Linked DNA regions of Mus musculus: regions 2 and 3 are each linked to region 1. A link is a loop called in an ENCODE intact Hi-C map of the cell type or tissue named here. Cell type or tissue: heart. All regions are shown on one strand. Links, peaks and the distances in the headings refer to the core of each region. The heading gives the core; the rest is flanking DNA.

Region 1 (10,606 bases), core at 2,918-7,917:
AAAAAAAAAAAAAAACCGGGAGAGGAGCTAGGGGAGAATAGCCGAACGCCGAAAGATTTAAATCCAAAACGCCTTGTGGTGCAGAGGTTAAGTCAAATCTATCCTTCATCTGCATCTAATTTGCAAACTAGGTGCACACTTCTATTCCCCATCTGCATCTAATTTGCAAACTAGATGCACAGTGGTCACCCCACGTGCCTCCACATGTCTGCCTCTGGTGCCAAGGGTTGCCCCTGCCCTCCCTAAGGTAATATTGATTTCTTTAATTTTTGCATTCATTATCAATCCTGCCTAGAGAGCAGGAATTGGGGAAACTGTTTGAAGGCAACAAACATTTTTTTTTTAAATCACTTCTCTCTTCGTAGGTATCTCCAGGTCAGTCATTTAGGTAGTGCAACAGCGGACCTGAGAAGGGAGACACATTCCTTGATTTTTCTAGCAACTACACCTCCCTCCCGCTAGCTTTGGGTTAGTATCATACCTCCTTGCAACATGTTCACTGTCCAGGCCCAAGAGATTCCAGTCATAATCTTAAACAGACACTTTATTGGAATAGTTTTAAAAGTAGCACTCTAAGAGGGAAATCCCCTTGCATCCCAGAGGCAATTGAAAATAGTTATGTAGCTGGGCAGAGGTGGTGCAAACCTTTAGTCCCAGCATTCTGGAGGCAGAGGCAGGCAAACCTCTGAGTTTGAGATCAGCCTGGTACAGAGTGAGTTCCCGGACAACCAGGGCTACACAGAGAAACCCTGTTTTGAAAGGGGGAAAAAAAAAGAATAACAAGAAGATGATGAAGAAGAAAAAGAAAAATGTACAGTAATTACACATTCCACACACCACACACACATCTGAAGAATCTAAGCAATGCAAAATAAGGCCCAGATGGGGGGGCATCAGAAGTAGAGATGACCATAGGGTAAGAAAGCAGTGTCTTTCGAGCTGCTCTCTCACCCGAGCAGCCTCTCTCCAAGCACAGGGTCAGGGGCCAGAAGAGATGTGTGTGCTGGGGTACAGCTTAAGACACAGTACGTACAAGGTTACGAATCAAGGAGAGGAAGGAAATGTTTATCTACAGCAATGAGGATTAAGGCTGGGTTGGTGAAGAGGTCTAGGTGGTTCTTTGGGTACAAATGGTGCCATTCCATGCTTTCATGGGACCACCTGAACATGGACACGGTGCCAGGCATTGCTGAGTACGCCCCGAAGGTTCCAGATTGGGGCTACAGTGTCTGGCTGCACATTGTAACTGTCATCTACAGCTTTGCAAATGATGTTCAATTCCTTTTGCTCAGCCGGCACCTGAGCTTTCAACTGCCATATTCGCCAAGCCCAGGCCTTCCTGGGACACTGTTCCTCTCCCTCTAGCTCAGCTTCCTGCCAGGTTAGTCCCCCATCCACAGACACATCCACTCGAATCACAGCCCTGCCACCACCACTCCATGCATAGCCCTTGATAGTCACCTCGCCTGACTCTACAATGGCCCCATCTTGAGGTTGTGTGATAGCTGACTGGATAGGTAGTTCCTGAATTGATGGAGCTAGGTCAAAGTTTACCGTGTCCCAGTCCACAGATGGAGAAAAGCCTTTGTAATCCCGCCTCTGCCAGTGACTATAACTCTCCTCTGATTCCACACTCACTCTGCCGAGCCATTTGACATGACGGGCACCTACTACACCAGGAACCACCACCCGTACAGGGAAGCCATGGTCACGAGGTAGAGGCTGACCATTCATTTCATAAGCCAGGAGGACCTCGGCTTCAGGATCCATGGCCCGAGCCAGAGGGATCGATGCTCCATAGGCAGTTCCAGTGGGGTCTGAATCCAGTCCTTCAAAACAGACATGGGCCTCAGAGTCACAGAGTCGGTGACCAGCCTGGGCTAACACATCACAGAGCCGGGCCCCAGCCCAGCGTGCTGTGCTGATGGCCCCTGTTCTCCATTCCAGACCTTTCACTTCCTTGACCTTACTCATTTCGGAGCGCCGGTTACCAGCACACTGCAGAGTGACAGTGACCTCATGTTTGGGAAACTTATGCAAATCATCCAAGGACAGAGACAGTGACTGACCTCCAGGTGCCCCTACTACATGTAAGCGATAGGTGTGTGGGTCCAGGTTAGGTACAGGCAGATGGTTACGGGTGAAGAAAATAGGATTTGGTGTGATGTAGCCTTCAGTTAGCAGTTCAGGAGGAGGCTCTGCATTAAAGGGGCGCTGGCTATTAATCCTCAGGGCTGGATGACGAATAGGATCATCAGCATAAGGGTCAGAGGCTTCCACGGAGGGGGACATGCTATCTTCGGGGTTCAGTTCCCCAATCTTATACTCGGCCAGTAACTCACGTACATGGGGCTGGTTGTGCACAGCATAGAGGGCCCAGAAGGGTTCTAGGGGACCTCCAGCTGCTAGCATCAGTTTTGATGGTCCTCCTGGATGCAGGTCCACAAATTTTGTGACATCGAAGACCTCAGAGCCTAGAGTTACCCAGACTCCAGTTTTAGGGTTGTTGTGAGAACGCACATCCTCTTTAGAGTACATCCGTGGTGACTCCTGAGAAGCCTGAGGGTTGAGGAGGGAGAAAGCAAAAGGAAGAGACTATTAACTCACTTTAGGTCATTCTGACCCCATCCACAGTCAGTCTGGGAAATTAAGGGAGCAGGTTGTATTTCTACAGTTCATGAAGACAGAGCCTATAAGATCCCTTTGTTCCGGCATGGAAGCTCTTTTCCCACTTACCCTACACCGATGCTCATGGTAGACCAGCACCACACCCAGGCCTAACAGGGTCCCCATGACTTTCCATCTCCGAGTCCTTGAGTTATCATCAGAAAAGGTAAGGCTGGGATGCTGGGGCTCAAGTGAATCATTTGTGGAGCATGCTTGAATGCAGAGCCTCAAGGGGGTTGACTTGACTCTGGAAGACAGAGATATTAGTAGCACAGAACGTCCCAAGAAAGCACCAGTGAAGTAGTGTGGTCAGTCACCTCTCCCTCATTAGTCACCAGTTTGCAATTGGAATTTGGTTTCTTCCGGATGGGTAGGACCAGCGAAATATGGCTTTCTCTTTCCTCCAATACTGTACTATATTATGTGTCAGATAAGATAAATATCTACCAGATAAGATAATTATGAGATAGGCTAGGAGATAAGTACTGGCTTGGGAAAACCTACCTGATGGCCTGTGGAAGCCTCACAACCACGGATCTGTATAGCTGCAGCAGCATCGTGGCAAGACCTACAACAAGAAGATAGATTCTAGGTTTCAAACCAAGAAAACCCCATGTTTGGGAGACCTGAGAGTGCATGGTCCAAATGTGTTCTTAAGAGTACACTTGGAGCACTTCAGAGACACACTGTGCCGAAAGGAATGGGGGTGGAGTGGGGATGGAAAGGTACAGAGGCTTCTAGAAAGAACAATGCCCCAGGCAAAGGGACTAAAGGACAGATTAGAGGTTTGCCAATTTTTTTTCTAATGATGCTGTGTATTGAACCTAAGGTCTTGAGAATATTATAACTCTACCACTGAGTCATATCCTCAGCCCCTATTTTATAATTACTTCTAAATTGAGACTGATGAAAACAGACAAGAGGTGGCTGCAACCTAATGGGGTGAAGGAGCCAGAATCCTGGAAGCAAACTGCCTGGGGTTTGCAAAACCAGGCCTTGTCATTAACCAGCTCCCATGGCAACACAGCGGGCCTCTCTGAACTTGTATCCTCATCTCTACCCAGAGGAACTGATACGAAGAGTAAACAAGTAATAACATTCACTCAGACCTTTCCTCTTTTCTCCCTCCACCCTTCTAAAATAAATACCCCATCTGAGAACTGAACCTCAATTCAGAGTCTCCACCCTGACCTCGTAGTCTATGGCATTCTAGTGATCTCAGCAAACTGAGCAGAGTCAATGGCCAGGGTGTCAGGGGATGGGCTAGAGAAGGAAGTTAATTTTTCTGCTCTCTGTCCTGCTGAGGTGTCTTCCTCACAACCTAGTGCCTCTCTGACCTAGGATGGTCAAAGTGGAGAGTAGTAAGAAGCCGCTGGTTGCTGAGATGCTAGGGATGGGACTCTTACAAATGGCGAAGGAAGATGGAAAAGGCGAATTTTTCTCCTCTTTACGCCTGGGCCACGGGGATCCCTACTCTTCCTGCCATCTACTCTTAATTTCAGCAACCTGCTTTTTACCAGCCCCGTTCCAGGTTTGGGAGGAGCGGCCTGCTAAATACCGAAATGCTACTCCGTGGTGCAAGAGTAGTCCTTACTCTCTGAGACACTTTAGGTAGGAGGGTGTGTCTGTCCAGAATTCGGACAGAACACCAGCCTGCGACCCCAGGAGCACACCGACATCATATATGGAGATACTGGTTCTTTTGCTACTGCTAAGATTTGGAGGTTGCTCCAAGTTACTCCAAGATTTGGCGGCACTGGCCGCCTTGGTCCCACCGTTGCCCTCCCTCCTTTCTCTCCCGGTCGCAGTCCCCTTACCCGGCTGGATGTCGGCAGCGGAACAATTTCACCCGCCCCGTGCAGGGCTAGAGCGGCCCAGAGCGGAGGGGCGGGGCGGGGCGGGGCTCGGCCGTGACGTGTACAGTTTGTGCAGGCGTCCTGACGCCCCTCGCCGGCTCCGCAGCTATTGGCCCCTAGCTTTGCAGCTGCTCTTGACGAGGACTGTCAACTGTCGCCCGGTCGCCGGGTCGCCGGGTCGCCGGGTCGCCGGGTCGCCGGGTCGCCGGGTCGCCGGGTCGCGGGGTTGCGAAGCTGGGGGGCGGGGCGTCGCCGGGTCCTGGATGGTACAGGCCTCTGCCTCCCGGGGACCGGGGTCACACACTGGTGACCAGAGCAGACCGCAGCTCCGTAGGGAATTGTGAGGCACAACTGATGCTCTGTATCTAGACAGTGGAAGGTGACAAGGCCTTGAAAGGTGGCCACGAGAATGGGGACCACATTCCCGGGGAAAACCCAGGGTTTTGTCCCGCGCCTCGGTAGTTCGGTGTTGCAACGTTGAGTCCTAGGGAAAGCAAGGCCAGGAATAACGGCAGAAATGATGCCCAAAATAGTGGCTCAACGATTCCCAGAGTGGATTTCTGAAGTGTGAAAACAGCAATACCGAAAAACCATGTTTTATTTGAGACAAGGTCTCACTATGTAGCTCTGGCTGGTCTGAATCTAGCTTTGTAGACCCTGCTGATCCGGAACTCCGGAGGTAGATTTGTCTGTCTCTGCCTCGAGTACCTCACTTAAAAGCATGCACCAAAGTCTGCGTGATGAATTTTTTAAAAAGCGTCTACTTAAACAAGAAAAAAGGGCAGTTTAACAAAAGTATAAACATTGTAGTCTTGTATATAAAAGGTAAAGGACAATGATAGAAAAATTTGCTATTACTCTTAATCATTTACTAGAGATTGAAATTTTGACATTCACTTTGGGCTCCGGGAACAAACATTCATAGACTGCCCTCTAGAGACCAGAGGGTTGAGCTACAGTCGCATCAACTTAGAACAAACTTTTACATCTGGAAGTTCATCTTTGTCCATTTATGTTTTTTGATTGTTTTTGGTTTTTGTTTTTTGAGGAATTGGGCTAAGAATCCTGAACAGGGAAGTGTACTCAGAAAAGGGGACGTGATAGTGAATAGGTGATATTGACTCTAACGTTTTTGGGAGTGGAAAGGTTTTCAGCCTTTGCAGATTATCATCCGAAAGGTTGGTTCTGTTTTTGTTTTTATTTTTTGAGGCAGGGTTTCTGTGTAGCCCTGACTGTCCTAGAACTTACTGTGTAGACTAGGATGGCCTGGAACTCACAGAGATCTGCCTGCCTCTGTCTCCAGAGTGCTGGGATTAATGTAAAGGGCACATCCAGGCCCTGTTGTTGAAAATAAAGTTTCAGTTGGTGTTACAGTGCCAGAGTATGATTCCAGCTGAGGCCGGCCATGATTGTACACAAAGACCCTGTCAAATATGTACTTGGTATGGTTTCTCCGTCCATCTACTAATGCACCACCTTTATTTTAGGGAGCTACTATCTCCTGTAGTGCAGATGGACCTCTACTTCCAGGTGTTGGGAATACTAGGTGTGTGCCACACACCTGGCTCAACCTCCACAGTCTCTTCATTGCACAGCTGGAGAGACTGAGGCACTGCTGACTTGACAAAGGCCCACAGATGGCAATTAGGACTGGCCTGGAAACTTAAGGGCTGCCTGACTCTAACTGGCTGGCTCTCTAAACATCCTTTCTCACTTAGAACCCTCGTGCCTACAATCAGTCTCTTATGTTTTCATTTTCTGTATTTCAGTCCTTTAGACTATGACAGATTGGAGGGCTTCAAGCAGAAATAAGAAACAGGTCTGGGCAGAAATGTTTCTTTTTGGGATAGAAGCTACTTGATCAATCAAAGTTAATTTAATAATTTTTTTTTTTTTGGAAATATGGTCTTGCTAAACTACTATTTAGGATGCCTTTAAACAAGTCTTACAGCTTCAGCCTTCCTAAATAGCCGACAAGTGTCACCATATCCAGCTGTTTCTTTTTTAAGATTTATTTTGTATGTATGAGTCATGTATATGTACCATGTGTGTACCTGGCACCTATGGAGGCCGGAAGATATCAGCTACCCTGGGTCTGGAGTTATTGATGGCTGTGAGCTGCCATGTGGGTGCTAGTATTGAATCCACATCTCTACAAATGCGACAAGTGCTTTAGACCACTGAGCCATCTCCCCAGCTATCTTTTTTTGTTGTTGTTGTTGGTTATCAGATAGTCTTTTATTGAAATATTTTCTTGTTGCTTCTTAACTAGCTGGGCACTCCACTGCACCACTGTTGATGTCATCTATGATGTCATGAGGGTGGTGGCCATCCACATTGCAGCCCACAGACTGTGCAGTACCCAGGATCTCCTTGATAGTCCCAGAAAGTTCTCTAGCCAAAGACCGGTGTCTCATCTGCTGGGCAATGTTGACAATCTCATCAAAAGTAATGTTCCCACTGTGTTTAATGTTCTGCTTCTTCCGGTCTCTTGGTGGCTCTTTGAGGGCTTTGATGATCAGGGCAGAGGCAGAGGGCACCACCTCAATCTGGGCCTGTCTGTTGTGGATGGTCAGTTTCACTGTAATTCTGAGACCTTTCCAGTCACTGGTAGCCTTGGCAATGTCATCAACAACTTTCTTCGGAGACAGACCCAGAGGACCGATCTTCAGGGCCAAGGCGGATGTGGCACCGACCTCGCCTCCGGTGCACCTCAGGTACACGACTTTGACCTCATTGGGGTCGAACTTGGGCGGCATGGTGGAGGCGGCTGGTGTCGGATGAACCTGGATTCGGGACGACCGAAGAAAGTTGCACCGTTGCCTCCTCCAAGCCGAAAGCCGAAAAGCCCCAGTTATCTTTTCTCTGTTTAATCTTAAAGTTATGGATCCAATTCAGAAACTAATATACAAGTGAGCCCTAGAAAAATGCAAAAATATTGCATACTGGTCCCAACAGTTCAGATATGGCATTCCTCTGTCTAATCTCAATGTGGTTCAAGAGATGCAGACTATACCAACAAACAAAGAAAAATAAGGCACATTTGATAAATCATGTATCTCTGAACATAAGCGCTCTCTCTCTCTCTCTCACACACACACAAATAAAAATAAAAACAAAATCAAAGAAATAAAAAGGGTTATTTTCCAAATTGGTTCTTCGACTAGTTAGAGGTGCCAAGGTGGAGGGAAAGGATGCTTGAGGTATCATGGATTTATTTCTCTGGGCCCTTTCTTCCCATTTTTTAGTTTCAGGCAGACAAACAAAACAACAGTCCAGTGCACTTTCTTTTTTCCTTTTTTACTTACATTAAATACATCGATAAATCAGCAGTTGCATTCTGTTACCACGATTGTTATGTTAGGAGAGTGAAAGAAAGGCAAATGCTTCCTTAGGAAAGAAATATAAAGGCAAAAATGTTGAGCCCTCCCCCTAAAAACTGATCAAAAGAAAAAAGGTAACGGGGGAGGGGAGGGAGAGAACAAAACCCCTCAAGCCCAACAGAGCTCCAGCGAAGGCAGGAGAGCTGGCAGGAGGAGAGGGAAGGCAGCAGGTAGGCCAGGAACTAAGGCCAATACTGTTCCTAAGAGAGGGGGGGAGGGAGGGAAGGAGGGAGGGAGGGAAAGCCTAGGGAAATGGTTTCCCAGCCCCAAGGCAATAAAACATCTTCACTTTTGCAGAGAAGGAATTAAGTTTCTAAGAGACTTGGAGAGCTTCCCTCGAGTCTCCACTTGTAAAAAGGATGTGCCTGGATATTTTGCAGATGAACAGGTTCTAGGAAAGTAAATATATGTTTCAGGGCCATGAGAACTAAGGCTGCCCCTGGAAAAGGAAGAGAATTGAGTCCTAAGTGGAGGAACCTAAGTTGGGTCCTTGAGAATCTTGGCCTCATGGATTCCTCAGCTGCTCTGGAACACAAGTCAGTCTCTGAGCCCAAGGGGCAGAAAGGCTCAACTCGAGGTTACCGTGGTCTTTTCCTTTCTTCTGCATGTTTCTCCCAAACTCTGGCTAAAATACCAAGTTTCCTCTTGCTTTGATGGCTTCCCACAGACACCCTCAAACACCTAATATAGGACGTAGAGAGGCCAGAGACTTAGGAAGGACCAAAGCCCTCTGATGATACAAGGCAGTTGTGAGGCACCTTCAGTTCTAGCTGCCCTGTCATTGGACAAGCAGCCTTTGTGGTAGGAGCCCCTAGTGGTACACGGATTAAGTAAGAGTAAGTGGGGGAATGAAGGAGGAACTAAACCCAAGATATTAACAAAAGGAGAAGAAAAGAAGGCTAATGGGAGCCAGGAGGCAGAGCAGACTGTACAGAGAATAAAGACTTATACGTATTTACAGGGAAGTAGAAAAGACATGGTAAGACATAGCAAACTGAATGTGAACCCTGGGAAGATAGAACACTCCTTTTGCCTGACCTTTCTTTACTCCACTACCATGGCCCATGCTATTCTGAGGCCACTCCCCAGTTGCTCAGACAAACCTATACCCAAGAATAGAGGTATGAATCAGTCAGGAAGCTAGCAGTGGAGACTGGGTGTGAGTAGCTGCCACTGCTACTGTCTTCTATAGGGCCAAACCTCATTCATTGTAGATTCCATTTAATTAAAACGGTTGAAGGATAGGTAAATCAATCAACCCCCCCCCCCCCACACACAAAAAAACCTGTATCTTGACTGAACTACCATCAATTAAAGTGCAAACTGCAGGGGCATGGTGTCTGGGGTTAAGGCCATCTCAAGGCCAGGGTAGGGGAAATGCCTATGTATACATAGGCCTCAGAGGACGGTATCAGAGTACCTCCTCCAATTAGATCACAGCAGAGCTAAAGGTGCAGGCAACCAGTGAAGATTCTTTGGAGCACTCTGAGGTCCAATCCCCACACTCGAGTGGGGTGAGTGGATGGGGACAAAAGGGAAACCAGCCTCGGGGCAAGTTCCAGAGCCACGGATGACACTGCACCTCAACCTTTGTCCTACTAATAAACTCCCATTCAGTGCCTGCGAGCTTGACTCCCTGTTCTCACTCCTACCTAGGAACGCCCTCCACAAGTCCTACTCATTGGTGCCGCAGTGTTTCATAGACAAGAAACTCTTACCAGATAAATAAAATGGGAAAGCAATGTTTCCTCACTCCCTCCTGCTGCGAGCCTTACTCTCCCCACAAGGTCTTTAATGTAACTAAAAGTATATCCCTCCCTTCTCAGTCCCTGGGATTACCCTTCATCATCTTGTAAAGAGGAGAAACAGGATCAAGAAGAGGGAGTAATGATGAAAGGTGGGATGTGAGGCAGGAGACAGAAGTCTTCTCTGAAACACTGGAAAAACACGGGGGTGGGGGACAATGAGAAGGTCACTGTCTTGCACCTAGAACACGAAGTGAAGAAGTTTGTTTTGGAAGGAAGGTCCTGGGGAGATGTGACCCCAAGCCCCAGGTAGGGCATAGTAGTGGCAACAGCTGCCTGGTGTTGGTTGCTGAAGCATTAAAAAGTGCCATGACGGAGCTGTCAGGAGGCAGCCCTTGGGAGCCAGGGCTCAGTGTGCTGTTACCGTAGGGACTGTGTGCTGAGGGGTGGGGATGGAGGTTATTTCTTAGCTCTCGTGCTAACTCCATACATATTTGCTTCGAGCCACCCCTCAGTTGCTACAACACTGGCTCTTGTTCTGCTGGGACTGCTCATGAAGATCCACACCCCGACTTCGGCCTGCCGCACCCCCCAGATTCTGGGGTTCGCTCTTTGGCAACTTCTTTGCTAAAAATAAAACAGAACAAAGTATGGTAGATTTTACTCATATACACTTCCCACCCCAAACAAGACGACTATTGAGAGGGGATAAGAGAGATTAAAACAATGATTTGAAGAGGGCCCAAGTTTTTGCAAACCTCACTGAACACAGAGAGCTAAAGCTGCCACCCAAGGATGGACGTTACCAAGCAAGTGAAGCTGTTTCTACACTGAAGATTTTTTTGTCTGAGGTGCTAGGGACTGAACCCACTGTTAAACCTCTGACTTTGGTTTCTTTCTGTAGTCCAGATTAGCTTCAAATTCTTGATCCTCTGGACTCCGCCTCCTGAATGGC
Region 2 (10,606 bases), core at 2,121-7,120, 62 kb before region 1:
TGTGTATTTCTGTATGCACATGTATGTAGCCACCTTTCTGTATGCACCACCCACCGTGAGCTCATGTGTGTAGCCACCACTGATATTGAGATCTTCCTTGTATTTTGAGGCATTTCTTGCTGAACTCAAAGCTCACCAGTTTGGCTAGTCTGGTTAGATATTTTGCTTTTGGGGGTCTCCTATCTCTGTCTTTCTTTTCTTCTTCTTCTTCTCCTCCTTCTTCTCCTTCTTCTCCTCCTTCTCCTTTTCCTCCTTCTCTTTCTCCTCCTTCTCCTTCTCTTTCTCCTCCTTCTCCTTCTCTTTCTCCTCCTTCTCCTCCTCCTCCTCCTCCTCCTCCTTCTTCTTCTTTTTGGGGGGAGGGTTTGGTTTTTTTTTTTCGAGACAGGGTTTCTCTGTATAGTCCTGGCTGTCCTGGAACTCACTTTGTAGACCAGGCTGTCCTCGAACTCAGAAATCTGCCTGCCTCTGCCTCCTGAGTGCTGAGATTAAAGGCATGCGCCACCACACCTGGCTGAAAGTCTCTTTTTAAAAGAAAGAGAGAGAGAGAATCTCCTTTTGTCTTTTTACATGAATCCTGGGCACTGGATGGCAAGTCTACCTTCTGAACCGTCTTGCCAGCGCAAGGCTGTTCTAAGAACTAAATGTAACACATTCAGGACTGAAGGGATGGCTCAACAATTTTTTTTTCCATTTTTTATTAGGTATTTAGCTCATTTACATTTCCAATGCTATATCAAAAGTCCCCCATACCCACCCACCCCCACTCGGATGGCTCAACAATTAAGAGCACTTCTTGCTCTTGCTGAGGATTCAAATTCAGCACACTGTCTCTGATTCCAGTTTCAGGGGATCTGACGCTCTCTTCTGGCCTCCAAGGGCACTGCACATTTGCTGTTCACATACATACAGGTAAAACATTCATACACATAACTTTTAAAAATTGAATATTTAAAACAAAATATAAATAATATTACTTAAAAGATATATTTATAGGGCTGGAGAGATGGCTCAGCGGTTAAGAGCACTGACTGATCTTCCAGAGGTCCTGAGGTCAGTTTTCAGTAACCACTTGTGGCTCACAACCATGTAATGGGATCCTATGCCCTTTTCTGGTGTGTTTGAAGACAGTGACAGTGTACTCATATACATTAAATAAATACATAAATAAATATTAAAAACAAAACAAAAGAGAATATATTTATAAAAAACAATTAAATGGAGCCAGGCATGGTGGCGGACGCCTTTAATCCCAGCACTCGAGAGGCAGAGGCAGGCGGATTTCTGAGTTCGAGGCCAGTCTGGTCTACAGAGTGAGTTCCAGGACAGCCAGGGCTACACAGAGAAACCCTGTCTCAACCCCCTCCCCCTCAAAAAAACCCAAAAAACAAACAAACAAACAAAAACAAAAACCAAAAAAGAAAAAAAAAACAAGTAAATGACTTTGTATAGGATCACAGGGGAAAAAAAAAATCACAGGATTCCAGGCAGTGGTGGCTCATACCTTTAATCCCAGCACTCAGAGGCAGAGGCAGGCAGATCTCCAGTATGGGGCCAGTCTGATGTACACAACAAATTAATAGGACAGTTAAAGAGCTACATAGTGAGACATCGTTTCAAAAAGTGGGGGTGGGGGGCGGGTGTGGTGGCGCATGCCTTTAATTCCAGCACTCGGGAGGCAGAAGCAGGCAGATTTCTGAGTTCGAGGCCAGCCTGGTCTACAAAGTGAGTTCCAGTACAGCCAGGGCTACACAGAGAAACCCTGTCTCAAAAAACAAAACAAAACAAATCAAAAAACGGGGGGGGGGGGAGGATCTTCCTAGGAAGAGGGGATAGAATAGATAGTTATGGATGGATGGAGGCTGGAGACTAGGACAAGAAAACCAAACAGGGAGAGGGAGGGAAGGGGTTAAGAGAGAATATGGGGGTGGGGGGGCTGACAAGATAGCTGACAAGATGGCTCAGCTGGTAAGACTGCTCTTCCAGGGCCAGGCGTGGTGGCACATGCCTTTAATCCCAGCACTCGGGAGACAGAGGCAGGTGGATTTCTGAGTTCGAGGCCAGCCTGGTCTACAAAGTGAGGTCCAGGACAGCCAGGGCTATACAGAGTAACCCTGTCTCGAAAAACCAAAAAAAAAAAAAAAAAAAAAAAAGACTGCTCTTCCAGAGGTCCTGAGTTCAAATCCCAGCAACCACATGGTGGCTCACAACCATCTGTAATGAGATCTGACACCCTCTTCCAGCGAGTCTGAAGACAGCTACTGTGTACTTATGTATAATAAATAAATAAATAAATCTTTGGACCGGAGCGGGGCTGACCTGAGCAAGCCGAGGTCCTAAAATTCAATTCCCAACAACCACATGCAGGCTCACACCCATCTGTACAGCTACAGTGTACTCATATACATAAAATAAATAAATAAATCATTTCCTTTTTTCAGAGATAGAGAGAATATGGGAAGAGACAGCCAAAAGCGAGAGCCATTTCAGAGTCACATGGAAACCTAATACAGTAGATAGAACCTTCTTTAATAAAGGTGGAGAGAAAGCTCTAACCAAGTATTTCTTGCCACCAAACACAATCTCCACTGCCAGGAATGGGTTTCATCTAGTCCAGTTGTTGGTCAAAAGGGCCCCATGGAAATCCCTAAAAAACCCAGGCTATTGCCAAAGATACCGGTTGCTCTCCACAACCTTTTGGTAAGTCCCTATTGCTGAAGGAATACCTACATAATTCATTGAACACAAAGAAGTCAAGTGATGCCCACTTTGAGCCTTCACCTCTACTGACTGACTAGTGTTCACGTACTGGAAGGTAGTCTTTCCACTACCAGAGGTATAACAGGTGAACTCCAGCTCGTTTATATAAATCCTTCAGTCCACAATGGTGACCTGCCTACAAGACACATTGGCACAGTAGTGACACAAGAGTTGGGGTAACCAACCACCACCTAACTGGATGTGAGGCCCACTCCATGAGAGGGAACCATATATGCCTAGCACTGTTCTGGTGGCCAAGAACCCGAGACAAGATAACTCAAAGACCTAGGAGAAAACCAAATAGTGCTGTCCTCCTGAAGAGTAGCAATGACATGACTGCTAACAACGTTCTACTGTACTCATGGACCTGTGCCCTGCTCAGACATCGTCAGAGATGCTCCTTCTGCAGGAGATGGGGACAGACACAGAGACCAACAGCCAGACAATGTGCAGAGACTGAGAGACCCTGGAACACTCACTCCTAAACGGGAGGTCTCCATCAATCCCTCCCCTCAGAGCGCAAGGAACCCTGCTGAAGAGGAGGCAGAAAGGTGAGGACTAACACACACACACACACACACACACACACACACACACACACACACACACACACACACACACAGAGAGACTGAAGCAGCACACACCAGGCCTGCGCAGATCTAAGCCAGATGGGTCCCATTACCGAGAGGGAAAGTAGACAGGAGGCCCCGAGTCGAACCCAGAAGCTATCTCCACTGATAACTGCTCACAAAGGAAAAATAGTTTTCTCCAACAGAGTCTCACTGGGTATAACAAACTGCACTTACTGGCAAGCACCAGGCCTGGCAGCAGATGGCCCACACAAAACAAACTCAGTGATATTTTTGAAGGGTTTTTTTTTTTTTGGACTCACAGTGCTTTGTCTGAGCATTAAAAAACAAACAAACAAACAAACAAACAAACAAAACAAAAACCCTCTACTGGCCCTTTACTTATATATGATGGCTTCTGTTTTTGTATTTTTATGGGATTTCTGTGTGTGTGTGTATGTGAATGTGTGTGTCTGCATCTATATGTGTTTTTTTGTTCTTTTTCTTTGGCTCTTTTTTCTGTTGTTGTTATTATTTATATGAATACTCTCTCACTGTCTTTATTATTATCCCCATCATTATTATTTTTGATGTCTGGTTTTTTAATGAGACAGAAAAGAAAGAGTGTGGGTTTGGGTGGTGGGTGGGATCTGGGAGGAGTTGGGGAGGAAACAGTGTAATCAAAATATATTGTATGAAAACTTGATTTTCAAGAGAAGGCAAAAATACATAAAAATAAATAAAAATAATTGCAGGGAAGTGGTGGTGCACGCCTTTAATCCCAGAACTTGGGAGACAGAGGCAGGTGGATTTCTGAGTTCGAGGCCAGCCTGGTCTACAGAGTGAGTTCCAGGACAGCCAGGGCTACACAGAGAAACTCCGTCTCAAAATAAATAATTAATTAATTAATTTCGGAGCTGGAAAGATATCTCAGCAATTAAGAGCTCGTGCAGTTCTTTTGGAGAACCCAAATTTGTTTCTCAGCACCCGTATCAGGCAGCTTGCAACCATCTGTGACTCTAGTTCCCTTGGTCTCTGCAGGAACCTATCTACTCCTACCTCCACAAATACATATAAATAGTAAAAATAAATATTCAAAAATATTTTATCTTAAAACAAAACGTAAGCGTGAGTTACCGTGTTGATCTCAAAATCATGACTATTTTATTATGTTTATTTATTTCCTGTATGTGTGGGCTCCTGTGGGCTCCTGCCTCTTGTCATCGGGGCTTGTAGTGGTCACAATTATTTCTCTCCTTTTTCACACTGTGGTACCAGGGAGAGACTCAGGTTCAGGCATAGTGAGCTCTCTCCTCAGCTCAAGTATTACTGTTTAAATTAAGTTACTGAGGTTTGGAAAGAGTAAATTGCATAAAATTGCAAATGAGTAGAACAATATGGGAAAAGATGAAACTCAGTTTAGTCTCCTACAACCGGCTCTTAACTGTTGCACTATGTCGCCCCCTACGGTCAGCCTAATGCACTGACATCCATGGAGCATCATTTTTAACTGTAGCCAGAGAGCTCTAGCCTGACGCTTGGAGCGGCTGGGTTCACGTCGGTATATTATGCTTTAGGCTGGAGAAAAGGAATGTTTTGTGACTGGTGAACGTCCTTCAGGGCTACTCACCGGCCTCATCTTTGGACAGTCACCGCGAGAAGCTCAGGTTTAGCCACACCTGCTGATACCCACACGAACTCCCAGCACTCAGGGAAGCAGAGGCAGGAAGAGTTCATGAGCCTTAAAGAGTCCAGGGTTAACTACCTAGCATTCATTCCAGAAGGAGCTGAGGTACAATCAAAATAATAAACCATGATAAGGTCACAGTGGCACACGTGTAATCCTAGCACGTGGGAGGCAGAGGCAGGAAGATGACACCATCAACCTAGGTACGTTAGACGCTATCCTGGGCTACACAGTAGGAGCCTGTCTAAAAAAGAAAGAATGACGTGGGACTAGAGAGATGGCTCACAGGTTAAGAGCACCGACTGATTGATCCTCCAGACATCCTGAGTTCAATTCCTAGCAACTGCATGATGGCTCACAAGCATCTGTAATGGGATCTGATGCCCTCTTCTGGTGTGTTTGAAGACAGTGACATATATACTGACATGTAAAATGAATCAATAGAGAAAGAGAGAGGGAGAGAGAGAGAAAGAACATGAACATCTCACTATATCTTTCTAAGATATATTATCGTATAAGTCTGTAAGAAAGAGAGGGAGGGTATGGAAGAGCCAGATAAAAGGAGAACATTAGTGACATTGTTTTCAAACTTTTTTCCAAAAAAGGAAAAAAAGCAGTTGGAGAGATGATGCTCAAGAGTTAAAAGCCGGTGCTGCTGTTGGGAAGCTCATGACGGCCAGCTCCGGGGATCCAAAGTCCTCCCCAGACACTACACCCATGTGCACACACTCACATACACATAATTAAAGTAATAATAATAATAATAATACAATATTACAAAGGGCAGGAGAATGCTGGAGGAAGAAGCCGGAGAAAGGAGAGGGGTTTTCTAAGACAATGGAAACACCAGCACATGAAGATGGTAAAACAAACACGGAGAGAGGAACAGCTGCTTTAGGAGACACAGAGAGTGTGTCCTCACGTAGCCAAGATGTGAGGCAGGCTTCTTCTTCTTTCTTCTTCTTCTTCTTCTTCTTCTTCTTCTTCTTCTTCTTCTTCTTCTTCTTCTTCTTCTTCTTCTTCTTCCTCCTCCTCCTCCTCCTCCTCCTCCTCCTCCTTCTTCTTCTTCTCTCTCTCTCTCTCTCTCTCTCTCTCTCTCTCTCTCTCTCTCTCTCTCCCTTCTCTGAAAGGAGCTTTTATCTTACTCTGTGGTCTAGGCTCCCGGAACTCAGAAACTCCACTAGCCAATGCTGACCTAAGCCATTCATCCTGCCTTAGCTTCCCAGAGCTGCAAACCTACTGGGATGGACAGGGTCTCACTGTGTGGTCTTAGCCTGAAACTATGTAGACTCGTCTGGTTTCTAACTTGTAGCAGTCACCATGCCTCTTTGTCCAAAATGCTGGGATCACAGGGGCCGGCCACCACACCTGGCTTACATACTTTACTGATATGATTTGCTGTTCCAAATCCCTTTTAGGGTGTTATACATTAGGTACATAGGCATTATATTGCTGCCTTAGTCTTGAAAATCACGCCAAAGCAAATAAGGATGCAGAGATAAAGGATCATAACGCTGAACGGCTCCACCGGCTCAGTGCAGTTTATCCACCGCCTGCCTTGCTCTCGGTAACATGCCGGCTTGGTAGGTGAGCTCCTGCCTCAGATACTTTGTCTTGCCACATCCAATGCTGGAAAAATCTATTCTGATTTATCCCAATGGCTTGTTTACCTTCACAGCCCCCTCCTTCTCACCCTTCCTTCCTCTTTCCTAGAAGAGTGATGGTGTTATCTGAGAGCCAGTCTCACACAGCTTTGCCTTGAAGTCTCTATGCACTTCAGGATGATCTTGAACTCAGATTCCATGCTTCCATTACCTAAACTCTAGGATTATTCATGTGCACCAGTACTCCTAACTTTCCTTCACTTCCTCTTCTTTTTTTTTTAAACATTTATTTATTTACTTTATGTATATGAGTACACTGTAGCTGTGAGCCTTCCTGTGGTTGTTGGGGAATTGAATTTAGGACCTCTGCTCACTCCAGTCAGCCCTGCTTGCTCGGTCTCTGCTTACTCCTGCCCAAAGATTTATTTATTACTATAAATAAGTACAATGTGGCTGTCTTCAGATGCACCAGAAGAGGGCGTCAGATCTCTTTACAGATGGTTGTGAGCCACCATGTGGATGCTGGGATTTGAACTCAACACCTTCAGAAGAGCAGTCATTGCTCTTAACCACTGAGCCATCTCACCAGCCCTTTCCTTCAGTTCTTTAGGTTTATGATTAAACATCATCAGTAGTTAATCCTATCAAGAAGCTACTGGGGGCGCAGAGGCCTAGGATGGTTACACTGAGAAAGCCGACTTCCAGCGTGGAGTTCTTTCGCAGCGTTTGAGCCACTGAGCTCTTGAGCGATGCGGCAGAAGTATTACGTTGAAGTGGCTGCTCGGGGCCTGGTGGGAAGCTGCCCGGGCCAGGCCCGGTACCTCCTATGGGCCTACAGTTCGACACACGAGGATAACAGCACTTTTCAGGAAACATGTCCACACTGCTTCCAATTGTTGGTTCTGGATAACTCTAGAGTGCGCCTCAAACCTAAAGCCAAATTGACACCAAAGATACAGAAACTTCTTAATCGAGAAGCAAGAAATGATACACTCAGTTTTAAAGAAGCGAAACTGTTGAGAAAGTATAAAGACTCTACAAGTGTGCTGCTGATTACCTGTAGAACATGCAACAGAACAGTGAGACACCATGGTAAGAGTAGAAGCTTCCTGTGGGCTCTGAAGAGCAACGCTGCCACTGCTGCCAACAAAGCCAGCCCGAAGACGCCAAAGAGAACGGCTCCAGGCTCTGCAAACCTTGGTCAGAGTACAAATGGTTCCAAAGGCAAGAGTCCCTCCTTGACCATCAGAACACCTACATCTGGAAAGCCAACACCCATTTGCTCCTCAAGGAATGGGAGCAAAAGAAAGAAACACTTCTGTCAACTTAAAGCACTGCTTAGTCAGAGTGCATCTGACAAGAACCCAAAGCTGGACTTCAGGCACTTCTTTTTTTTTTTTTTTTTTTTTTTTTTTTTTTTTAAATTATTTATTTATTTATTATATGTAAGTACACTGTAGCTGTCTTCAGACACTCCAGAAGAGGGCGTCAGATCTTGTTACAGATGGTTGTGAGCCACCATGTGGTTGCTGGGATTTGAACTCCGGACCTTCAGAAGAGCAGTCGGGTGCTCTTACCCACTGAGCCATCTCACCAGCCCTTCAAGCACTTCTTATCTTCTCTATGAAGAGAATGACCTCTGAAAGAAAGAACTGTCTAGTGCAGCTTTTGTCCTCACTTTGATGTCTGAGCACATGGAAACTAAGTCAAAAGCAAGCTGTTCTCGTCACCCTTCAGTGCTGTGGGAAGTGCCTCATTAAACCAAGCCTCCTCAGCCTCCCTGGTGAATGTGAAGACCAAAAAGTAAATGGCCAAAGGGAAAGGTACTGCTGCAGCCACGCCTACAGCTCTATCTTATCTCCAGGACCATCGGAGCAGAAGGAACCCCAGCCTACAGGTTGTTCTCTGAGCTCCACATGAGTGCCCACCCTGCAGTAGATGAATAAATGTAATAAACGGCTTTGAAAACTAAAAAAAAAAAAAAAAAGAAGAAGCTACTTGGGCTGTAGAGCTGGTTAAGAGCACTGGCTGCTCTCCTGTTAGGACCTGGGATCAATTTCCATCTGCCCACATGCTTGCTCATAACCATCAGTAATTCCAGTTCCAGGAGATCTGATATCTTCTTCAGACCTCCACAATCACCAGGTATGCATGTGGTGCACATTCATACATACATACATACATACATACATACATACATACATACATGTGAGCAAAACACTCATACACATAAAGATGTTTTCCAGAAGCAGCAGCTACCCTGGGGATGGGCGTGAGAATGCACATCTTTGATTGGAGAACTCAAGGCAGAAACTGGAGGGGGAATCCCTGAGTTCCAGGCCAGCCATATCTACAGAGTGAAACCTACGTGGGGGACGGGAAGGGAGAGGTTACCCAGAGCTGAATTGTTGGATGAAGTTCAGTTGGTAGAGTGTACACTTGGCAAGCATAAGGTTCCCTCCTCAGGTATGATGTCATGTGCCTGAAATCTAAGCACTGAAAAGGTGGTCTGGCCTCTGTAGGCACTGCCACACACATGGTATACATACTCATTCACGAACATGAGTAAAAATAAAATCTTTTCTCCTCTTTTGTTTTGTGTTGCTTTTCAAGATAGGGTATCACTGCATAGTCCTAGTTGTCCTGGAACTCACTTTATAGACTAGGCTGGCCTCAAACTCAGAGATCTGCCTGCCTCTGCCTCCCTGTAGAGGAATTTTAATCCAGCCACATGGCTTCCCTGGCAAGGGATCACATCCAAAGACCTTCTAGGTATGTGGGATCCAGCTGGAATGACACACCTTTAATCCTTCTGGGTGGGATACAGACACATCCTTAGCTCACACCTTTAAACCCAAATTAGAGACACAGCAGTGTTTGAAAGTGATGTGTAGGGCTGGTGAGATGGTTCAGCGGGTAAGAGCACTGACTGCTCTTCTGAAGGTCCTGAGTTCAAATCCCAGCAACCACATGGTGGCTCCACCAGTCTGGTCTACAAAGTGAGTTCCAGGACAGCCAGGGCTACACAGAGAAACCATGTCTCAAAAACAAACAAACAAAAAACAAACAAACAAAAAACCACTCCCAAGTGCTGGGATTAAAGGTGTGTGCCACAACCACCTAACTTTTTTTTTTTCTTTTTAAAAAGGATTTTATTTTGCAGTGGTGGTGCACATCTTTAATCTTAGCATTTGAGAGGCAAAGGACAGCCTGGCCTACAGAGTAAGTTCTGGGACAACCAGAGATATAGGTGGGAGGGGGGTTAGAAGGAAGGAGGGGAGGGGAGAGAGGGAGACAGAGAAAGAGAGAAAGAGAGAGAGAGAAAGAAAGAAAGAAAGAAAGAAAGAAAGAAAGAAAGAAAGAAAGAAAGAAAGAAAGAAAGAGAGAGAGAAAGAAAGAGAGAAAGAAAGAAAGAGAGAGAAGGGGAGGAGATGGGAGAAGCCAACTTAGAGGCAGACGAACAGGAAGAAGATCCTGATCCTGTGTGGTTTTAAACAGCCACAAGTAGCTAAGATTTTCACAAGGTTAGAATAATTGGGGTAAAGCTTTTATCATTATCAATTGGCTCTGAAATTATTGTATTGACATCTTGTAAATTGTGATCTTATTGTTATATAAATCTGATTCGATAATTAAGCTCTAAGAATCGTGCTTCTACTGGTAACTAGGTGTTGAGATGGCTGATTGTGGGGTGTGTGGGGTGCTGCATGGAAGTGAGAGGAACTGGGAGGGGGGGCTTGTCCGAGAGATAGCCCAGTGGGAGCCCTATGGCCACGCAGGGCTGGAGAGTTGTTAGGCCAAGAGACCACATGAGTGAGATCACCTGTTGAGGGGGCTAGCCCCAGAGAGTTGGTAGCCACGACAGGAGCGCTGGAGTGTGGACTGGCCCCGCTGAGAGTTGGCAAGTTTTTAAAAAAATATTTCCCACTTGCCTCTGCCTCCTAAATACTGGGATTGCATGTGCCACCATACCTGATTAAAAAAAAAAA
Region 3 (10,606 bases), core at 3,485-8,484, 110 kb before region 1:
TTCTCATCACCCAAACCAGGTAGGTAGGTGTGCCACTTGCTCCAGGAATAGACAGACACACAGACATAATAATTAAGATCCTTAAAGAAAACAAGGAAGATCCACAGTGACCTGTAGCAGTTTGGAGGTCATCTTGATCAAAGTAGGGGCCTAGACAGACAACATGTGACAGCAAAAGACAAACGGGGCTGGGCTTACTTCTGCTGGTCTGTAGGGTTCTGGATAATCGTCTTCTCTCCATCAATCACATGCTGCTTCAATTGGTGTGACAGCATACCTGCAGACAGGATAAAACCTATGGTACCAGCTACAGGGATATAGGGCCCCCGATAGCTTCTAAGTCCACTCATATAAGAAGATTATACATGACTATGGAAACAAGGTATGGGGGGTTTCTGCCTTAGACAAAGCCAGAGCCAGGAAGGAGACTTAATTGATCTGGTTATCTCAGGTCTCACCTTCTATTGGTGTGCAGTTAAATGAGTGAGCAACCTTGTTCCATGCTTCAGTCACTTGTGTGTTCTAGAAGAGCAAACAACAGGTGAGACTTGTCTGCGGCCTACCCTTTCTCACGGCAGATTTCTAACATCCTTTATTAAATGCCAGTGACTCTCACACAACCCATCACATCTACAAACTCATATCCAGGGGACGGTCCCAGCACTTGGGAGGCAAATGTAGGAGGATCTCTCAGCTCAAGACCAGCTTGGTCTATAGAGTCCAGGAGAGTAGGGCTACTCGAAAGAAACCCTGTCTCACCCCACAAAAAAATTGCATAAACATGATCCAAGGAGACAACAGAGCAAATCTATATACCCCAATCCAGAGGAAAGGGAAACAGACTCAAAAAGGTTAACTAATTTATCCAAAGCTAAGCGAGTATTTTTAGAGAAATCTTGCTATAAACCTGTATTTCCCAACAAGACTAGAGATGTAATTTCTTCCTGTGGAACCTATAAAGGCTTATCAATTCTGTATGCCTGATCTGATATATCCCCAGTGCCGGGAATAAAGGCATATGCCACCCTCCCCTGGATAGAAGTTTGTTGGTAGAAATGATGGGGTTGTGTGAGAATCACTGGCTTGGCATTTAGAGAACAAATAGAACCAAAAAACATTCGTCTCTAATTTACAAAAACAAAACAAAACAAAACAAACAAACTGTGCCTAAGCCAGGCATGGTGGTGCAAGCCTTTAATCCCAGCACTCAGGAGGCAGAGGCAGGCGGATTTCTGAGTTCGAGGCCAGCCTGGTCTACAGAGTGAATTCCAGGACAGCCATGGCTATACAGAGAAACCCCGTCTCGAAAAACAAAAAACAACAACAAAAAATCTGTGCCTGGCAAAGTAGTGCCTTTACTACCAGAACTTGGGGAGACAGAAGCAGGAGAACCCGAGTTCAAGGCCAGCCTGGCATACACAATATATGAGCTGTTTCAAGATAAGCAAAAGAAAATAACATTATTTAGTGTGTGCATACATTTATTATTACTAAGTAAATGTAAGTTGTAGGGCTTGGTTTTTTTCAAGACAGGGTTTCTCTGTGTAGCCCTGGCTGTCCTGGAACTCACTCTGTAGACCAGGCTGACCCCGAACTCAGAAATCCTCCTGCCTCTGCCTCCCAAGTGCCACCACTGCTCTCGGCCAGTTCTTGTTTTCTATCAGGTAGGCCCTAGGGATCAAACAGGCCACCAGGCAGAGTACAAAGGGCCCTTACCCATTGAGACATCTTGCTGACCCTAACAGTCCTCCTCATCCAGGGTACTGGTCCCTCGGACACTTTTCCTAGTTTACAGATGAGGAAATTTGATCACACACGTGATCCCAGGGGAGGAGGATGGACACCAGGGAAGAAAAGATGACTTAAAAAGTTGAGCTCATAGACTGCATCTGATTCAACAGCTACAGACTAACCATTATGCAAATAGCCAGTAAAAAAAAGACTTGCCTAACTTACTACAGGCTGGGTACCTTCAAAGTGCTAGAAAACTCTGAAGTTGTTATCAGAAGGACACAAAGAATTTAATCAGGGGAATGAATACAAACTGAGCACAGTGTGCGCACTCAGCACACACACACACACACACACACACACACACACACACCCCACCACCACCACCACCACCACCACCACCACCATACCCGGCTGTATGGTCACACACAACTGTAAAAAATTGTTTCTGTTAGTTATTTTGGGGTCAAAACACACAAACAAAAATCTAAGAATGGCTTTTATAGGTTCCACAGGAAGAAATACATCCCCTATACCTTGCATGGATAGTAGGCACTCAGTTAACTGCTGTTTATAAACGCCCGATTCATCTTTTTCCCTCTGTCAAGCTTTGGAATTACAAGGAAGTGCCTTACCTGGTTTCCAGGTTTGACCAGTCGTAAGGCAGCTTCAGCACATAGGTGAGCGGCCTTAATGACATCTGCTTTCCGCCCTGTTACCTGGGTCCCCTGTAAATAAAGAAATACATCCTCTATTATTCCAGAAAGACCACTAGTGTGTGACCAAACTTTGTGGTACTACAACGGAGATTAAAAACAAATGGCAGGATATCCCCATATCAAGACTTAGCAAAGTTCAAAAGCATGCTACCTACCTGAGCTACACCAATTACAAAAGTGTGAGCCACATTGGCAATGAAGCCATCCACATGAACCCCAAGGTCACTGGAAGGCAAAACAGCACTGCATTAGAAACCAACAGTGCGCGCACACACAGGAAAATGACAGATACTCCAGAACAGCTCAGCCTTACATTTTTACCAAGTCACCTTCCTTGAGTATATAGTCCTGGTCACTCTTCAAAGGGGAGAAGTGACACACACAGTTATTTACGGAAATGCTGGTAGGAAAGGCAATACCTGTAAAAAGAACCATCAACCTTACTGCCTTGTTCTCACCTGGGAACACTTCCTGCCCTTTAGAAAAGTTGAAGGGGACTGGTTTTCGGTTTAGTCTGGGAAGGAAACTGTACCCATCCCACTTGCTACTTAGATTTTCAAATAGCTTAACCAGGGATTTGGGGGGGTGGGGTGTGTTTGTGGGAGGGCAACTAGGTGGCTGGGTTCAAATAGGAGAAATCAAGAGGGAGGGTTTTACCCTTCTTACCTTTCTTCATCTCCTTTTCCTTCTTGAAGATCTTCCCTGTCTCTTCCATAATCATGGCATCACCTTTCTCACACAAGCTCAGCACAGACACACCTGAGCTGGAAGCCTCCACCAAAGATCGAAGCACCCCTGGGAACAGGAGAAACCCATCAGCCCTGCATGCGTTCATCATGTGACCAGACCACAAACTGAATTTCGTTTCTCATACTCCCAACACTGTTCATTGTCCTAAGGTAGAGAGAGGAAAGGTTTATGTCCTGGAATAATCTACCCATGTTTAACGTCTGCGTTTTTGTTTTTGAGAAATACCCCTGACTGTCCTAGAATTCAGCGTAGACCTGCCTGCCTCTGTCTCCCCACACATGTGCTGGCACTGAAGGTGAGCCCACCACACCCTGCTCTACTTCCTACCTTCCCTTCCAAAAATAAGGTCAGCACCAGCTTCTCTCCTCTCCATGATTTGACACTTAGGCCTTAGGCCTCACACATCCCAAAGATGCTGTGGCAACCCACTCCACACACACAAACAGACCAAAAGACATTTATAGGCGTCGGGGACAATGGGGAGGTAGAGAACTGCTGAGTCAAAGTTGAAGCATTGTTAAATGTTACCTCCGTCCCTCCCCAGACACAAAGTAGTAATCATAATTTATGTGGCTGTATTTCCCCATGTCTAAGTATATAAGCCCAGGGGAATTAACCTAAGGTCTTAAAGATTCAGAGGGCTAAAACTTTACTTCCAGTATATCAAGATCACATGTAACCAGTTTCAAAACTATTATCTGAAGTTGCCTGTGGGGTTGGAGATTCTGTCTGATTCAAACCAACAGCAAATACTAAAACATCACCCCAAATAAGGTTATCATTTTGTGTATGTCTTTATGATCATGGGAATTCTAGGTTTGATGATTTCTTATGTGTTTTATTCTCTGGATTCCAGAGGAACTAAGATGTAACCAAAGACACCCTAAATACCTTCTTCCAAGTATTTTGTCAAGTCCATTCTAAAGGCCTAAGGCAGTTTTTTTTTTTTCCTCAAGACAGGGTTTCTCTGAAACTCAGAAATCCGCCTGCCTCTGCTCCCCAAGTGCTGGGATTAAAGGCGTGAGCCACCACTGCCAAGTCTAAGACAGTTTTTATCAAGTGAATTTTAATTTTTAAAATGTTAAAGAGCCGGGCATGGTTACACACACCTTTAATCCCAGCACTCTGGAACGCTGAGGTGGGCGGATCTCTCAGGCCAGCCTGGTCTAAGGGAGTACCAGGACAGCCAAAGCTACACAGAAAGCCCCAAAAATAAGGGGGTAAGGGAGGGAAAGAACTGGAAAGAGAAAACAGTAAAGTTATCTGTCCAAGTGGCAGACAACTGTTAGGAGAGTAAAGATCATTTAAGAAATGCTTATAATCCTAAAATCCGTGTCTCTCTCCACTTCTTTTCAGTATTATAGACAGGCTTGCCCAGCTGTCTAAGCAGAACCTCAAAACACTGTAGAGGCTCTAGGAACAAATATTAAAGGCCGCCTTCAAAAACCGGAGCAGTGGTCATACAGGAAAGCCAGGTTGTTTTAGAAGCTCCAGAAGTGTCTTCCAACGGCCCCTCGAGCTAGGTCAAGGGGCGAAGGGGGTCCCCACTAAGAAGACCTGAAGTAAAGACTTTAGCAAAGCACGTGGTGGGGAAGCACGGTAGGAGAGGAAGTGGGGAGCCATCGATCCGCACACAGGGACCTGGCAACACGTGCCGGCTCAGCTCCCGCGGGTCAAGAGCCGCGACTGGCAGAGGGGCGCTTCCGTCGCCAACAGCTGGCCGCTTCCTTTTCGAGGTGGCCTCACTGCTGCCAGTCGGGAGCATAGATCCGGACAGACCGAAGGGTATGGGCAGAAGACGACGCGCCTTGCCTCCTTACCAACCGCCCAGGGTCGGAGCATGCCTGGGCCCCTCTCTGTACTCCTCGCGGTCGCCGGCCCGCACCTCCACTCTCCAGCCCAGGCATGGCTGCTCAGTCCCCAGGGCGACACCAGATCTCCCCACCACGTCGCCCCCGGCAGTCGGCACGCGCCCCTCGGTGGCTCACTCGGCAAGACCCAGACGCCACAGCCCTCCGGAGAGAGCCCCAAACCTCTCCCTCTCAGCCTCGACTCCAAGACCCCCGAGGCCGCACTCACGGTTGGCGATGTCGCCCCCCATCTTATACTTGGTCACGACCAGGTCCTCGGCGATAGTTTGCTCCTGCTGCTCGTCTTCGCCCGACATCTTCCTACTGCTACTACTGCAGCTTCACTTTCCCTGAGCTGCGGCCTCCGTCTCCCTTCCCAGCCACAGGCTGTAGCTAGAGTCTCTTCGATCCGCGAGGAAAGCGCGAGCAAGCAAGGGAGCGGGAGGGCGGGCAGAGAGAGCGAGAAGCTGCGAGCGCGCGGGCTGAGGCGCAGGGCACACTGGGACAATGAGTCCTGCTGTCGGCCAGTTCCCAGCCGCCCTCGCGGGCTCTAGAACTACAATTCCCAGCCTGCTCCTCGCGCCCGTCCGCCAGGCCCTGGGAGGACTTGCCTTCCCAAGTCTGCGCACGCCGGAATCGCCGGGCACGCTGGGAAGAGTCTGGCCCCGGCGGGAAGGCGGAGCCGTTGGGGAGCTTGAGGGAAAGCGTGGTCTCTCCGGGAAAAACCTCTCATTCACGCCGACCCTGAGCTCGTAACAGCGAGGGGCGGGCCAAGCGGGGAGGGGTGGAGCTACAGGGAGAAAAGGGTTGAGAGGCCGCTGGGCAGGGTGGAACAGGGTGGAGCCTGGAGCCATAGGACTAGGGTCAGTGGGTGTGTGTGTACGTTTTGGGCGGTTGTCCCGTGCGCGTAGCCTTGGATTCCCCTGTCGGCCGGCGCGACCGGCCTGGCTGGTCAAATCCTCCAGTGCTGGGATAACCTCTGGGAGGGGCTGAGCGGAGGTGGAAGTCCTAGGGTGCTGGAAGCGAGCACTAACTGGACAGTCTGGGTGATTATACATGTACCATGGCCTGCTAATAGAAAAAGGCCAGACTTCCTACTAGACTAGAATAAAATAGCACTATTGTTCCAGCCGTGGTTTTTGATGGGGGCCATCTAAGGGAAACGTTTATGAGGGATTTGGTCACTCTTAAGAGTTCTGAATCGCCGGGATGAGGTGGCGCACGCAAAGGCAGGCAGATTTCTGAGTTGGAGGCCAGCCTGGTCTACAGAGTGAGTTCCAGGACAGCCAGGGCTATATGGAGAAACCCTGTCTCGAACAAAAAAAAAAAAGTTCTGCATCATTTCAAGTTTTCAGTACCCAACCTGTGTAGGAAAAAATAAAAACAACCCAAGGCTTGCTTGAGCTTTTTCATTTTCTCCCAACAATCAGGGGGTTAGGGTTTTGTTCCTAATTGTTTACACTTTTGTTCCTTTGTAGGGATCCCCAGTAAAAAACCCTTTAGTAGAAAGGACTAGAAATGCAAAGCCGGGCACTGGTGGTGCACGCCTTTAATCCCAGCATTTGAGAGGCAGAAGTAGTCGGATTTCTGAGTTCGAGGCCAGCCCGGTCTACAGAGTGAGTTCCAGGACAGCCAGGGCTACACAGAGAAACCCTGTCTCGAAAAAACAAACAAAAGAAAAAGACTAGAATGCAAACAGGGTCTGGAGAAATAACCTGGTTGGTATAACCTGGTATCCTTGCAGAGGGAAGGGAGTTCCCAGAACATTACAGTCACCTGTAACTCTTAGCACTGTGTAGTTGGCCTCTGTGGGCATTGCACTCACGTGCACATAACACCATTCCCAAACTCCCACTCTCTCACATACCCATAATTAAAATCTTAGAACAAATCAAGATTGGTTACATTACTTGTGACAGAATGTCAGAAGCAGAGAAAGCCACCCATTGTTAAGAAGCAAAGAAAAGGGATGGTCATGTGTACTTTCCACTTGACAGGAATCCACAAAAACAAACAAAAAAACTCTGACATTTTTATTTAGACACGTATAAAAACAAAACAAAAAAACTTTAATGGTACAAGAAGACATTCCCCCCAGTTCCCATCCAGGAAGACTTGAGGTTTGAAGATGGATCCTCTTTCTATCCCACCAGAAGTTTATCACTACTGGTTGAGAACAGCTCCCAAAATAGGAGTCTTGGAACCTTTGCGAATTGGCTTGTAATGAGTGTGTATCTGCAACGTAAATGGCCTGCAGCTTACACAAAAATGTCTAGTTACTTGTCCTGTGTCATCTCCACTCCTTCCTGAGATGAGAGGCCTGGGTGCTGGAGGAAAACGTGGCTGGCTGCATTTGCTTGATTCAGTGCACCAACAAACGGAGTCTGGAAGCTCACACATGTAGCCACAGCCTTTGAGAGGTGAAGATGGGATTGCTGTGTGTGGAGTTGAAGGCCATCCTGGGCTACACAGTTGCAGGCCAGTCGCCAGGCCCGGCTTTACACACACACACATACACTTTATAGTTAAATCACAGGCATGGGAATTGGGAGGATTTTGAATCCTGGACCTGTGGCTTTGCTTCTTCAAGGCTCAATTCCCCATTTTCTGAGGTTTTGCTGTCCACAGTTTTAGTAACCTGTGGTCAACTGTCATCTGAAACATGCTGAGTGACAAGTTCCTGAAATAAATAATCCTTACAGTTTACATAGTACCCATTCTGAATAGCACGATGAAATCACAGCCGGCCTCTCCTGTTCCACTTGGTAGATGAATCATCTCTGCCTGGTACACCCGCACTGAATAACCTATTTGCTCTTGAGCCACTTAATTACCTGCCTGGTTATTAGATTGACTGACAGATCTCATAGTACTTGTGCTCAAAGACCCTCATCTTACCTAAGAATGGGCCCAAAGGGCAAGTCCTGCTATTAATTCAAATGTGTCAAAGAAATGGTTTTTTGTTTGAGAAAAGGTGGAAATTCTTGACTTCACGGGGGGGGGGGTTGTAATGTCTATAATAACAAATCCATTAAATTAGAAAAATAGAAAAATCAGTACAACCTCTGCTGTGTCACCTCAAACTAAAAAGAACAATAAGTTCTTAGTTAAGATGGAAAAGTCACTAATCACAGAATTCAGTTTTGTTTACTGAATATTAAAAAAATATTAAAAATATTAAAAGAAAAAAAAAACCCTACAGGATTCAGTACTATTCAAAGATTCCGGGACCTGTTGGCTATCTTGGAACACTCAGATTCCATATTGGTGAAACAGGATCAGTTCTACCTCACAAAACTGGAAAGATTATAACTGAGACAATGTAGGTGGGGTTCAGTATGAGGATGCCTGGCTCACAGTGCATGTTCAGTTCGTAGTCACTGGTACCTACTCCTAACTTCACTCCTCAAAGCTTTGAGCTTCTCAATCTTCCTCTGGGATTAAAAGTCTCATAAACAAAAGTCTTACTTTTTCTCTTCTCTTTCATCTCCCCTTCTTTAGAGTCTGATTGGGGAAGAAAGGCAAAGTTTAAGAGTCTAATCCCAATGAGTAAGAGCCTGAGAGAAAGGGTCTGGAGAGTAATCCTTCATATCTCCAGGGAGTCTCCCTGAGGAACGGGATCAGGAAGGGAGAGACACAGGGAAACTTCTCTTTCCTAGGCTTGGGAAGAGAAGAGAGTGCACAGCCGGCTATGTACCGCAAAAAGTTTGTGACGATATGTTGACAAATCTCCAAGAACTAGATGGCATTCTTGGAGAAATGGAGGTGGGACCTCAGAGAAAGGGGTGAGGAAGGGTTACCCTCAAAGAGGCACTAGCTGCCATCAAATGTTCCCCAAGAGTCTCAAGGAACCGAGGTCAAATTCTCTGGGCGTTAGCCTTAGGGAAAAGCCTGCTATGCCAGTAATCGGGGTTGTCAAAGGCGGAGTCAGTGGCTTCTAAACTACGCAGAGTTTTGAGGCGGGCATAACGAACATGGGGGGCTTGATGTCCAGGCCCCTGGAAAGCTCGCATTTCCTCATACCCTTGTTCAGCTGCTGGGCAGGCCCCCATAGCTGCATAATCCCCTCCGGAACCGCCCGCACCACGCCTGCGGTTCATGTATTCATAGTCCTCATCTGGAGTCGTGCCAGCAGAGGGCACGATGGCCATGGGATGGAGTGGGCAACTCTGCGTACTGCCCAGAGAAGCACTGAGGTCTGAACCCACATCCATGTACTCATAGCCCAGCTCTTCCAGGGAACCAGGTCTGGGGGGCCGAGCCGGGCTACCCCTCCTCTTCCGGTTCATGTATTCATACTCCTCATCTTCATCTTCCTCTTCGGTACCCAGCACAGAACTGAGACCTACTGACGAAAGGGTGCCTTCCCGGGAAGAGGATGTACCTATGGTTGAGAGAAACTCTTAAGTATATATAGAACTTCATAGAAATAACCAGAAGGAATGGGAGCGAGCGAGTCATCAGAGAAGATAAAAAAAATTAAGGGGAGCTTGGAGAAAAAAAGATTAGAAGATTTGAGGGTAACGCTGGAAGTGACAGGTACCTCTGAGGTGCGTATCTGGCATGACATAACCATTGCCATCCTCTTCCTCTAACCCTGGTGGGGAGAGCGGGGTGACGGGAGTAAGCAGGCTGTGTCGCTGCGAATGGTAGGCACTGTCCCCACGTGGCCGTGGGCTCCGGCTCCGGCTCCGGCTCCTACACATTGATACTCTCTCTTGGAGTTCAGCCTCAGAGCCCGTCACATGGCCCTCTGATGACTCTGACGTTTGACGCCCCCGTGGGATCGGGTGCAGAGAGATGGGACGGGAGAACTGTTCGCGACCCCCCAAAACCGCAGAATCCTACGGAGGAAAAGTCATAGGAAGCAATACAAGGATTATATGGACTGTATAAAAATACAGACTCAGAAGGAGGCACAGTTGCTCGGGGAGGGCCTTCTCTGTTGGCAGGATGCTAACTAAACCTTAAAAATTTGAAACATCTCCATTTTCCTTTTTCTTTTCTTTTCTCTCCTTTTCTTTTTTTTTTTTTTTTTTTTTTAGTATAGGATGGAGTTTATTCAGGGCATGGGGAGGGGAGTTGAGGGAGTAGAGGCAGAGAAAGGCAGAGAGAGAGAGAGAGAGAGAGAGAGAAGAGAAGAGAGGAGAAGAGGAGTGGAGTAGTAGAGGATAGAAAGAGCAGGGAGGGGAATAGAGAGAGAGAGGATAAGGAGCAAGATGCGGGGTTGGAGAGATGGCTCAACAGTTAAGAGCACTGACTGCTCTTCCAAAGGTGCTGAGTTCAAATCCCAGCAACCACATGGTGGCTCACAACCATTTGTAATAAGATCTGATGCCCTCTTCTGGTGTGTCTGAAGACAGCTACAGTAGACTTACATACAATAATAAACCTTTGGGCTGGAGCAAGCGCCAGCACATCTTACCAGACAAGCCTCCCCAAGGTTGCTCTGGTTCATGGGCATGTATCCAGACGAAGGACTTAAAAGACTCTGGCTCTAGAATGGGAAAGGAAAGGAAAGGGCTAAAATGAAGGAAGAAATCTATTCTTAGTGTG

Evidence for each region. A loop is a pair of places that touch in the nucleus more often than their neighbours do. Peaks named below come from ENCODE experiments on the same cell type or tissue, not always from the same donor. Only the 100,000 strongest peaks of a DNase experiment are listed, where the experiment ranks them.
Region 2: a loop joins it to region 1, with 3 times the contacts of the local background. A loop is called at or near these places in 27 of 42 quality-filtered maps.
Region 3: it touches region 1 in a loop (2.5-fold over the local background); 15 of 42 quality-filtered maps call a loop at or near these places.

The regions. Positions count from the first base shown.
Region 1 is chr10:128,669,368-128,679,973 of GRCm38, forward strand. Suox (sulfite oxidase) reads right to left here and starts at 4,551. Exons shown (of 4, transcript NM_173733.3): 1 at 4,485-4,551; 2 at 3,172-3,235; 3 at 2,737-2,914; 4 at 520-2,559. The coding sequence starts at 3,224. The coding sequence ends at 1,150. It overlaps Rab5b (RAB5B, member RAS oncogene family), which reads right to left. Exons shown (of 6, transcript NM_177411.4): 6 at 7,812-10,278. The coding sequence ends at 10,163. It also overlaps a transcript of Ikzf4 not described here and the pseudogene Gm6336. In heart, for the core only: a CTCF peak has its summit at 5,463 (motif pointing left); a DNase peak (open chromatin) is centred at 4,574; H3K4me3 peaks cover 1,857 bases; H3K27ac peaks cover 1,052 bases.
Region 2 is chr10:128,608,035-128,618,640 of GRCm38, forward strand. It overlaps the pseudogene Gm9182. Among named protein-coding and RNA genes, the nearest start is that of Rps26, 13 kb to the right of the region's middle. In heart, for the core only: CTCF peaks have their summits at 4,796 and 7,117 (motif pointing right); a DNase peak (open chromatin) is centred at 4,817; H3K4me3 peaks cover 415 bases.
Region 3 is chr10:128,560,461-128,571,066 of GRCm38, forward strand. Pa2g4 (proliferation-associated 2G4) reads right to left here and starts at 5,474. Exons shown (of 12, transcript NM_011119.3): 1 at 5,280-5,474; 2 at 3,117-3,245; 3 at 2,764-2,869; 4 at 2,606-2,675; 5 at 2,367-2,459; 6 at 459-522; 7 at 199-277. The coding sequence starts at 5,367. It overlaps Erbb3 (erb-b2 receptor tyrosine kinase 3), which reads right to left. Exons shown (of 28, transcript NM_010153.2): 26 at 10,476-10,547; 27 at 9,594-9,894; 28 at 7,063-9,434. The coding sequence ends at 8,908. In heart, for the core only: no CTCF peak of the experiment used is centred there; DNase peaks (open chromatin) are centred at 4,911 and 5,761; H3K4me3 peaks cover 3,271 bases; H3K27ac peaks cover 2,455 bases.